Regions from separate parts of the Homo sapiens genome. Here region 2 is linked to region 1. A link is a contact called in ENCODE Hi-C or POLR2A ChIA-PET data. All regions are on one chromosome and are shown on one strand. Each heading gives the region's core, a stretch centred on a gene start or an enhancer-like site at or near the end of the contact. The rest is flanking DNA. Distances are from core to core; before and after follow the strand shown. Region 1 overlaps CORO2B (coronin 2B). Region 2 overlaps CORO2B (coronin 2B).

Region 1 (5,467 bases), core at 400-2,899:
CTCCAGGAAGCCTTCCTCAATGTTTGCATCTTTCCCAGCCCCATTCTGCCACTGTGCTTGGTTTGTGAGCCAGGGACATTTTTCAGCACAATCTGCCAAGGAGTGGACTTCCCTGAGTACACACTATGCTCCCTTCCCACCAGCAGACAAGCTCCTCCAGCATGGATAACCACCGCTGCCCTCCTCTCTGGGGTCCTAGACCTGGGTACCTGTAGGACTTAGTCGGAAAGACAAAGCGGTCTTTGTTAACAGCCTCTCTCTGAACTCCGTCCCACCCCCGGACCCAGGCTGGGGGGTCTTTTCTGTGGATGTGGCTTTTGGGGCCTTCAGATACCCTTGTGCCCACTATGACCATGGGTGCCGACCAGTGGGCAGACACTTTGCCTTCCCTATCTAAGGAAGAGGGAATGCCCTAAAACCAGGCCTTTGGGGAAGATGTGGAGAAGAAAAGGACATTTGAGGAAATGAAAACAGTAAATGGGACAGCCCTGGCCCAGCCTCCAGCTTCCTGGCCCTTGAGCCCCTCAGTCTGGTCCCCCACGGGGAGACAAGAAGCGTGGGAGGAAGGTGAGGAGGGAGAGATGCAAACCCAGCAATTTCCCCACAACCACAACACCACCTTCCCGGCTGTCCTGCTGATTCTCGGTTTCTAGAAATGACCGGAGAGAGAGGAATGAGTAGGGAGGAGGCTGCCTGTCTGACTTTTAATTAAAAGGGAGAGGACACCTCCTAGCCAGCCTTTAAGGCAGGGGCACTCCTGTGGTGTGTGTGCCTCCCTCGATGGGGATGGGGTGGCATGCAGGTTTTGTGGGTGTGTGAATGGTTGACAGGTAGAGGTAGCCATTGGAAAAGCTGTCCAGAAAGCCGCATTCTCTCCTCGCTCCTCCACACCCTCTCCCCTTAGTGCAGCAAACGTTTCTTGAACATTTCTTGGCTTGAGTGCCAAGCTCTGTGCCAGGCCCTGGGATGTAGAGATGGTTGAGATACTGCCGCTGGGCTCCAGGGCGGCAGGCGGGGACAGGATGGGGTTGGCAGCACTGGGAGGTTGAGGGTTCCACCCGTCCCTGGGCCTCATTCAGCCAGCATCCTCTGAGCGTTGTCAGGTGCTGTGCCTTTCGGTAGGCACCGAGGATAAAACGGTAAGTGTGGCAGAGGCCTCAGCCTGCACGGAGCTTACAGTCAAGAGTGGTGTGAGGTGGGGATTGCGGCCATGAGCGTGCAGTGCGAGGAGGGCTAGGATGAGGGTGCCTGTGGGGGCCTGGAGGAGCAGCAGCCACACAGTGTCGGGGCATCAGAAGGCCTGCCCCAGGGGTGGCCTGGAAGCAGAGATGTGAAGGAAGAGGAGGATTTGGCCAAGAGAACAGCTAGGAAGCGTGGCTGAGGTCAAGGGAATGGCTGTGTGTGCGAAGGCCGGAGAAGAAATGAGGGCTTTGAGGAGCAGAAAGAAGTTGAGTGCAGCTGGGGCTTAGTGGTGCTGGGGCAGGGCCCAGGCCTGGGAGGGCTATTGTCTTAGTCCCTCTGTGCTGCTGTAATAAAACACCTGAGCCATTTATAAAGAACAGAAATTGATTTCTCATAGCCGTGGAGCCTGGGAAGTCCAAGATCAAGTCATCAGCAAGTTCTTTTGTTTGGCAAGAGCTGCATCCTCCAGAGGGGGAGGATCACTGTGTCCCAGCATGGCGGAAGGCAGAAGGCAGAAGGCCAAACACGATGGGAAGGCTTTTTTTTTTTTTTTTTTAAATAAATGCCTTAATCCCATTCACCAGGGAGGAGCCCTCATGGCCTAATCACCTCTGAAAGGATCTGCCTCGAATACTATCACATTGGCACCGTCTGAGTTCTGGTGGAGACACATTCAAATCACAGCAGCCATCATAATCCCATTCGCAAGGACCACGGACTTGGTCCTGAAGTGGGAGTGGGGGGAACTGCTGACTGGCTTTATTCCGGGGAATGACACTAGGTTTATGTTTTAAAAGACCACTCTGACATGTATTTTTTTGATTAGTAGAAATAATTTTTTTTAAACACTCTTGGTGCTGTGGAAGGGAAGAATTGGGAGACAGGAAGGGTTTTGCCATGATTGAGATATTTGGTCCTGCCCAAATTAGGGGCTGATCACACACACACACACACACACACACACACACACACACACACACGTTTTACCTACATGTTGTAATTCACTTTGATATGGAAATTTTAGGTCACTAAGAGAGAGATGAGCAAAAAGCGCTCTTGCTGTGTCTTTAACCGCCTCTCCCTATCGTGTACTATGTTAAACAGGATCCAGCTGTAACCTCCACGGTTCCCAGGGCTCTGATCAGCCTGGCTGGTGGGAGCCCCCATAGCTCTGCCTGCTCTGGGGTTTCCCTTCCGTTTATTGCCCCCCCTTGAGGTAGGGATGATAGATGTGAGGTGTGACTGCCAGTTTCATAGTTCTCTACATCAGTGAAGGAGGTTCTGTGCAATGTGCAACACCCACTTTCTTCCTGAGAACACTAAGAAGCAATTCCTCTCTGTTTTCTAATAAAAATGTCTCGTGGAAGCAAGCCTGTTTCCTGGGAAAAGAGGGACTGCCTGTACGAATCTTGCAAGCACACGTGTTTCCCTGGTTGGGATATATATAATTTTGTTTTCTTGGGGCAGGGGGTGGACACACAGCTTTGCAATCCCTTGCCTAGAAACAGCTTCCACACTGGCTTAACACCATCTGTTTCCCCTGAGCAGGAAGGTGTCAAAGAGCCCCCTGCTCAAGGATGGGTCTGTCAACGGTCTGTTAGGATAGGAGGTGAGAGACATTGGTTGCCTGGGGTGAGAGAGTAAGACAGATGGAGAGAGAAGTGGGTAGGTTGGCTGGAATTAGGATGCAGAATTGTCCACTGTGTCTTACACGCCATGGAAGTCCCAGGGCTAACACAGTACGTGGTCGCAGTAGGTGCTTACTAAACTAGTTGCTGGATGACTGTGTTGTCAAACAAATAAATGAATTGAATGAATGAACGAGTGGATGGATGGGAGGGTATGCACAGATGAGCGAAAGTTGGCCTGTAACCTCCAAATAATTATTATCTTAAAAAAACACACTTGCTAATCATACTAGTGTGAGGCCTGAGACAGAGGAGCCTTCGTGGAGGACAAACTGCAGCAACAGTGCGAGGTCATCAGCAGATGTCAAGGAGTCCATGTGTTTAGGGCAGAGTTAGGGTGACATGGTGCTGTGGGCTGAATTGTATCCCCCTAATTCATATGTTGAAGCCCTAACCCCCAGTGTGTTTGGAGACAGGGCCTTTAAAGAGATAATTCAGGGTAAATGAGGTCATAAAGGCAGAGCCCTGGCCCAGTAGGACTGGTGTCCTTATAAGAAAATAGACACCAGAGAGCTCACTCTCTCCGCATCTGCACAGAGGACACAGCAAGAAGACGGCCGTCTGCAAACCAGGAAGAGAGGCCTCACCAGAAACCAACCCTGCTGGACCTTGATGTTGGACTTACAGCCTCCAGAACTGTACGAAATAAATATCTGTTGTTTAAGCCCCCAGCCTGTGGCATTCTGTTATGGCAGCCTGAGCAGGCTAATACATAGGGGATGCTGGATCTGAGTTTGGAGCTCAAGGGGCAGAACATGGGGAAGAGTGCCATGTTGTAGAATTCAGAAGGGCAGCTGGTCTCCTTCAGAGGCTCATACTAGAACATGTGCACCAGGAGGTTCAGCATAAGAGCCCAGGCTGTGGAGTCAAGACTGCTGGGGTCCAAATTCTTACCCCATAGAAGCGTTGTGAGCACTGAGTGTATTTCATACACAGAAAGCATTTGGCACAGAGCCCGGCACACAGTCAGCACTCCACAGGCATGAGCCGCCCCTCGTCGTTCTTATCACGTTCGCTTGTCAGTATTGTCACTCTGGGCACCCCCTTCCCTTGACGCATACTCCAGGGCTCCAGCATTGCTCAGAGTTTTTGGGACCTTCCTGAGAGCAGCTCTCAGTAGCAGCTTCTACCATCAGGAAATTGGTTCCATTCTTCATGGTCAGCCCCCACCCCCAAACCGCCTTTCCTACCACGAGCAGAACAAGTGTGTTCCTGAATGATTTGGGATTATGGCTGAGGAGAGGAACCCTATTAACAAGGGCAAAGATTGCCATCACTGAGGATAGCCCTAAGAATGCCTTGCCAGTCCTAAGCAGAATTTCATACCAGGAAATTAAAAAGGTGTGGTTTTTTTTTTAAAAGGCGACTTTATCTCAGCAGCATGGCTAGAATATGTGTGTGTCCTCCCCAGAGGACCACTCTGGAAAGGCTGGAGTCCTCTCTATGTATAAGTTGTGATTTAAAAAAAAAAACCTCCCTTCTGTGTAAATTCAGCCCCAATTCCTCATCCCAGCATTCCAACAATCAGAAATCACACCTTCTGAGAACCTATGGAAAGATGGGATTATGGGTGCGTTTGTTTACATGGTTATACTTTTCTGTTTGCCTTTCTAGATTGTGCATTTTTTACTTTAATAATTAGGAGAAAATTAAGCAAGCTGTTAAGAAGTTTTGAGGCTGGGCATGGTGGCTCACGCCTGTAATTCCAGCACTTTGGGAGGCCAAGGCGGGCTGATCACGAGGTCAGGAGTTCAAGACCAATCTGGCCAACATAGTGAAACCCTGTGTCTACTAAAAACACAAAAATTAGCCAGGCATGGTGGCACACACCTGTAATCCCAGCTACTCAGGAGACTGAGGCAGGAGAATCGCTTGAACCTGGGAGGCAGAGGTTGTGGTGAGCTGAGATCATGCCACTACACTCCAGTCTGGGCAACAGAGCGAGACTCCGTCTCAAGGAAAAAAAAAAAAAAAGAAGTTTTGAAAAGAAAAACTTCAATCTCCCAGCTGCTTAGCACTGTCCTGGGTCCTATGGCAGTGTCGTCCAAAGTTGTATAAGCCATTATCAAAGACACATAAAGTAAAGTGGGATCACCCATTTGGAGAGCAATTTGGCAACAGACACCACAAGCCATAAAAATGTCCATATCCTGTGACCTAGTAATCCCGCTTCTGGGAACCTGTCCAAAGGAAATAATCCAAAGGCGGGGAAAAACTCTATGCATCAAGATGCTCATCACGGCATTATTTATAACAATGAAACATTGGGAACAAAATAAAGGCCTAATGGTATGAGACTGGCTGAATAAATTAGGAAGCATTGATTCAATGGAATATTCTGCAGCCGTTAAAAATTATAATACCAAAATGATATGGCAGTGTGGGAAAATATTCGTGCTAAGTGAAAAAGGTGGGACATAAAGTTTTATGCATATCATGATTGTAACTGTGTAAAAATTATTTGGAAAGTACAGATGCTTCAAGACTGGAAAGTGAAGGGAGAATGGACAGGACCTAGAAGTGGGCTGGGAGGAGTCACAGAGGGCTCTTGGGTTTTTTTTTTTTTTTTTTTTTTTTTTTTTGAGATGGAGTCTCGC
Region 2 (5,139 bases), core at 1,008-3,507, 44 kb after region 1:
CAAACAAAAAGAAAAACCAACAACAAAAAAAACCAACTACAAAGTATATCAGTTACAACAGGCTAGGATATGCTGTAATAACAAATTAACTCCAAAATCTTAGCGGCTTATAACAAAAGTTTGTCACTCATGCAAAGTCCGCTATGGATTCTGTAAGTGTTCCAAGACAGCAACGCCTCATGTAGTGACTCAGCAATCCAGATTGCTTTAATCATGTGCTTTGTCATCACATGAGACTCTCCAGTTGTGATGGAAAAGTACTGATTCCTGGGTTCCATCCTCAAAATATTGGATTCAGTAGGTCTAGATTGGGACCCAGTAATCAGCATTTCTTATAAATGACATAGGAAGATCAGAGACTTCCCCAACCCCAGATGACTTTGATACAGGTGATCTGTGGGCCACATGCTGAGAAACCTTGCTCCAAAGGGTAATCTGGCATAGGAGGAGTCTTGGATTTCCAGTCAGGAGACCTATGTTCATGGCCCTACTTAGCTGTGTAGCCTTGGACAAGTCACTTAACCTCTCTGTGCCTGATGATATGATGATAATATCCAGGACTCAGAGATTTCTGAGGGTGTACCTGTGGATTAGAAACACTAGAGAATCCGAGGGGATGACAGTGGATGGGGGGTTGCCTTCTTGCACGTGGAGAGACATCTCCCCACCCCACTCCTGCTGTGGGCCCTGTCCTCAATCTTGGTAAACACTGGCCTCTGCTGTCCGCATCTCCCATGCTGAACCGAGCACAGTTCCAGATACTCAGGAGGGAGTCTGTATGTGTTCTTGCTTCGCTCTATCACATGATAGGTTCCTGGGTAGTAAAAGGACCCTACAACCTTTCTAGAAAGTGGGGTGGGCATGTGTACCAAAAGCTCCTATGCCAATCTTTGTTTTTGTAAGACTTTATTAAAAGATGAAACCCACTAGAACGGGCTGGGCATATGAGTGTGCCCTGAATTCTTGGATGCTTCTTCCTTTCCATCTCTTCCTGACAGGGGACCCAGGGCCTGCTCACCTGCTGCACCTCTGAGCCGCAGCTTCCCTCCCCCAAGAGCCCAGCCGAGGCCCTTCATGGCACAGGGCCCAGCCTGACCCTTGTCTCTCCTGGCCCCTCACAGATGTCCTGGCGTCCGCAATACCGTAGCTCCAAGTTCCGGAATGTCTACGGGAAGGTGGCCAACCGGGAGCACTGCTTCGATGGGATCCCCATCACCAAGAATGTGCACGACAACCACTTCTGTGCCGTCAACACCCGCTTCCTGGCCATCGTCACCGAGAGCGCAGGGGGCGGCTCCTTCCTCGTCATCCCCCTGGAGCAGGTAGGTGGCCCCTACCTTCACTCCAGCTGCAGCTCCAGGGCAGAGAGGAGCCCTCCTTGGTCTCTCTTAGGCCTGTTGACCCTACTTCTCTCTGAGTTCCCACCTTTTACTTCCTCATCAAGCATCTAGTGGCTATGCCTTCTTTAGGGTTTTCCTGAGATTCAACAGAACAAGTGCAGGACCTGGATCCAGGAGACCTGAGATCTCTTTCCAGAGCTTGCCTAAAGGTATGCACTTGGACAAGCCACTCCCTTGGTGTACACAAGGTTCCATTCCCTGAGGGAGTGGAACACTCTGATCTCCAAGACCAAGTCTAGCTCTACCACTCTGTGTCCTGAGTGTCCTCTTGGTTTGGAGCCGGAAGGGATGAAGACCTAGCCATAGGTATTATACATTGAGCATCTGCAAAAATTATACAATTTTTTTTTTTTGAGATGGAGTCTTGCTCTGTCGTCCAGGCTGAAGTTCAATGGCGCGATCTCGGCTCACTGCAACCTCTGCCTCCCAGGTTCAAGCGATTCTCCTGCCTCAGCCTCCCGAGAAGCTGGGATTGCAGGCACGTGCCACCACGCCCAGCTAATTTTTGTATTTTCAGTAGAGATGGGGTTTCACCATGTTGGTCAGGCTGGTCTCGAAATCCTGACCTCAGGTGATCTGCCCACCTTGGCCTCCCAAAGTGCTGGGATTACAGGCATGAGCCACTGCACCTGGCCCACTCATTTTTTTTTTAATTGCTCTCTACTGAGAGACTGGAAATAATTTACCTTCTTCCCCATCCCCCACCTCCTATCTAAAGATTTTCCCCTTTCTGCAGCTGCTTACGTGAATATAACAGATTAAATCTGAAAAACCTAGATCATGAAATTTTTAAGCCATAGCCACTCAGGCGGAGTCCCCAGAGGCCCGTGGGAGGTCACGCGCTTCAGGGAAAGTGCTTGCTGTCAGTCCCACTTGTTTATGGCTGAGTTCCCCCTTCCCAGCCTGACTCATCCCCACTCCCACCCTCCGCCAAATCGCTCAGGGGGAGGAAGAGGTGCATGTGGAAGGAAGCCTTGGTTCTCAAAATTCACTGTCAGCTGGTGGTGGAGGATGGATTTTTCCAGTCTCTCCTACCCACAGTGGGGGAGCACAGATTTGGAAAAGGCTTAGACCAGATCTTCCTCTCCATCAGAGGGGCAGCTGCAGGGACACTGAGGACAGAGCCTGATGCACAGAGAGGTCCAAGGAGCATGCACTTGATGGCGGGAGGTCTGGGTTCTGCCCTTGCCAGACTTGGGACCGTGTGCATGTCACTTCACCTCTCTGACCCTTATTTTCCTGTAATGGTAAAAGCAGGATCAGAAATCCTCCTCTGCCTACATCTGTCATGTTGGCCTTAAGTGAGATAATAGATGTGAAGCTCCTAGTGAACCACACAACATGTTAAGGATGTTTGGTTACTTTTTTGGGGAAGTTATCCACTATGCTGGTCAACTTGGCAAAGGCTCACAGCAGCTCTAACACATTCGGAAGGATCCTCAAATGCAGCTTCCCTTCCCTCCTGAATCAGATGGCCTCCGATCACTGTTGCCTCAGGGACGCACTCAGCTCCATCCATCCAGGCCTGCAGGTCCCCAGGAACATGTGGGCTGGTTCTTACTGAGGCTCAAACCTATCGCCGGCACCCTGCCATGCTCCACTTTAGGCTCACAAGGGTCAACAAGCAATACCTCACATCATGACAAAAATTAATTCCAGATGCATTAAAGATCTAAACATTTAAAATAAGAAAAGCTACATGTGTATTAGAGGAAAATGGAGTGCATGTTTAAAATCATGCAATGAAGAAAGGCTTCCTAAGAAAGCCAGGAATCCCCCAAATCATAAAGGAAATGAATAGGTTAGAATAAATTTTTAAAAGACAGTTTCTGTATTACAATGAGGCACCTAAACAAAATGAAAACTCAAGCCACATACTTGACTACAATATTTGCAATATATAATAGACAAAGTATTCCTGTGAAGAATATATAAAGAGTTCCAGAAAAATTAACAAGAAAAAGAACCCGACCGGACACGGTGGCTCACGTCTGTAATCCTAGCACTTTGGGAGGCCAAGGCAGGCAGATCACCTGAGGTCGAGAGTTTGAGGCTAGCCTGACCAACATGGAGAAACTCCGTCTCTACTAAAAATACAAAATTAGCCAGGCGTGGTGGCACATGCCTGTAATTCCGGCTGCTCTGGAGGCTGAGGCAGGGGAATCGCTTGAACCTGGGAGGCGGGGGTTGTGGTGAGCTGAAATTGTGCCATTGCACTCCAGCCTGGGCAACAAGATCGAAACTCCATCTCAAAAAAAAAAAAAGAAAGAAAGAAAGAAGGGACTGGGGCCAGGTGCCGTGGCTCACGCCTGTAATCCCAACACTTTGGGAGGCCAAGGCAGGAAGATCACTTAACCCCAGGAGTTTGAGACCAGTCTGGGCAACATAGTGAGGCCCTGAGACCCTGTTTCTACAAATTAAAAAAAAAAAAAAGAAAAAAATTAGCCGAGCATGATGGCTTGCCCTGAAGTCCCAGCTACTTGGGAGGCTGAGGTGGGAGCATTGCTTGAACCCAGGAATTGGAGGCTGCAGTGAGCTATGATCACTCCCCTGCACTCCACCCTGGGCAACGGAGAAAGATCCTGTCTCTCAAAAAAAAAAAAAAAAAAAGAGTCTGGGCATGGTGGCTCACGCCTATAATCCCAGCACTTTGGGAGGCCGAGGTGGGTGGATCACCTGAGTTTAGGAGTTTGAAACCAGCCTGACCAATATGGTGAAACCCCGCCTCTACTAAAAATACAAAAATTAGCTGGGCATGATGGCATGTGCCTGTAGTCCCAGCTACTTGGGAGGCTGAGACAGGAGAATTGCTTGAACCCGGGAGGCAGAGGTTGCAGTGGGCGAGATTGCGCTACTGCACTCCAGCCTGGGTGACAGAACAAGATTCCAGCTAAAAAAAAAAAAAAAACGAAAGAAAGAAACAAAAGGCCGGGTGCAGTGGCTCACGCCTGTAATCCCAGCACTTTGGGAGGCAGAGGCGGGTGGATCACAAGGTCAGGAGATCAAGACCATCCTGGCTAACATGGTGAAACCCTATCTCTACTAAAAATACAAAAACAAAATTAGCCAGGTCTGGTGGCGGGCGCCTGTAGTCCCAGCTACTTGGGAGGCTGAGGTGGGAGAATGGTGTGAACCCAGGAGGTGGAGCTTGCAGTGAGCCAAGATTGCGCCAGTGCACTCCAGCCTGGGCCACAGAGCGAGACTCCGTCTCAAAAAAAAGAAAGAGAGAGAAAGAGAGAGAGAAAGGAAGAAAGGCAAAAGATATGAATAAGCAATTCACAGAAGGCAAAATATATATTTTAACCTACTAATTGGAAAAGATTTAAAAGAGTAATAATCATCAGTATTGCCAAAGGTGTGAGAGAGCAGGTGCTCAAATACACTCTTCGTAAGACGTAAATGAGGCAAGTTGGCAATTTCTACTAATATTTAAAGATGCATGTCTACTGACCTAGCAATTCCACTCTAGGAATTCATCCTACAGAAATATTCTCAAGTGTATTTAAAAAATACGTGTGCAGCATTTTTTAGTACTCGATTATTTTTACAAGCCTCAATTTTTAAATTATATTCAATAAAAATAAAGTTTCTCTGTCAAATTGCTTAAACGTTTCTAAACGCTTCCTCTCAATTTCTGTAATGGTAACAAAATGTTTTACACTGTCAGTAGCACTGGTCTGGAATATGATCACACTTTGTAAACACTTCATGGACAGCAGAAAAGAACGTGTTCTTTACA

What was found. Hi-C counts contacts between places; a loop is a spot of excess contacts on that map. ChIA-PET counts read pairs that join two places held with the same protein, here RNA polymerase II (POLR2A). Pooled maps may share reads with other maps.
Region 2: a map of posterior cingulate gyrus shows a loop between it and region 1 (14-fold over the local background). The contact joins two enhancer-like sites. A Hi-C loop is called at or near these places in 9 of 168 maps with a recorded cell type or tissue (dorsolateral prefrontal cortex, heart left ventricle, heart right ventricle and 4 more), 1 of 37 single-sample maps with no recorded cell type and 3 of 50 pooled maps. POLR2A ChIA-PET finds 5 or more read pairs at or near these places in 2 of 52 experiments (OCI-LY7 and WTC11).

The regions. Positions count from the first base shown.
Region 1 is chr15:68,600,289-68,605,755 of GRCh38, forward strand. The region is part of intron 1 of CORO2B (coronin 2B); the gene reads left to right. Among named protein-coding and RNA genes, the nearest start is that of CORO2B, 24 kb to the left of the region's middle. RefSeq lists an enhancer at 1,180-1,739. Within about 2 kb of position 1,650, at least 3 of the 41 ENCODE cell types and tissues checked have a DNase peak (open chromatin) inside an H3K27ac peak, as active enhancers do.
Region 2 is chr15:68,644,039-68,649,177 of GRCh38, forward strand. It overlaps CORO2B (coronin 2B), which reads left to right. Exons shown (of 12, transcript NM_006091.5): 2 at 1,122-1,322. Among named protein-coding and RNA genes, the nearest start is that of CORO2B, 68 kb to the left of the region's middle. Within about 2 kb of position 2,258, at least 2 of the 41 ENCODE cell types and tissues checked have a DNase peak (open chromatin) inside an H3K27ac peak, as active enhancers do.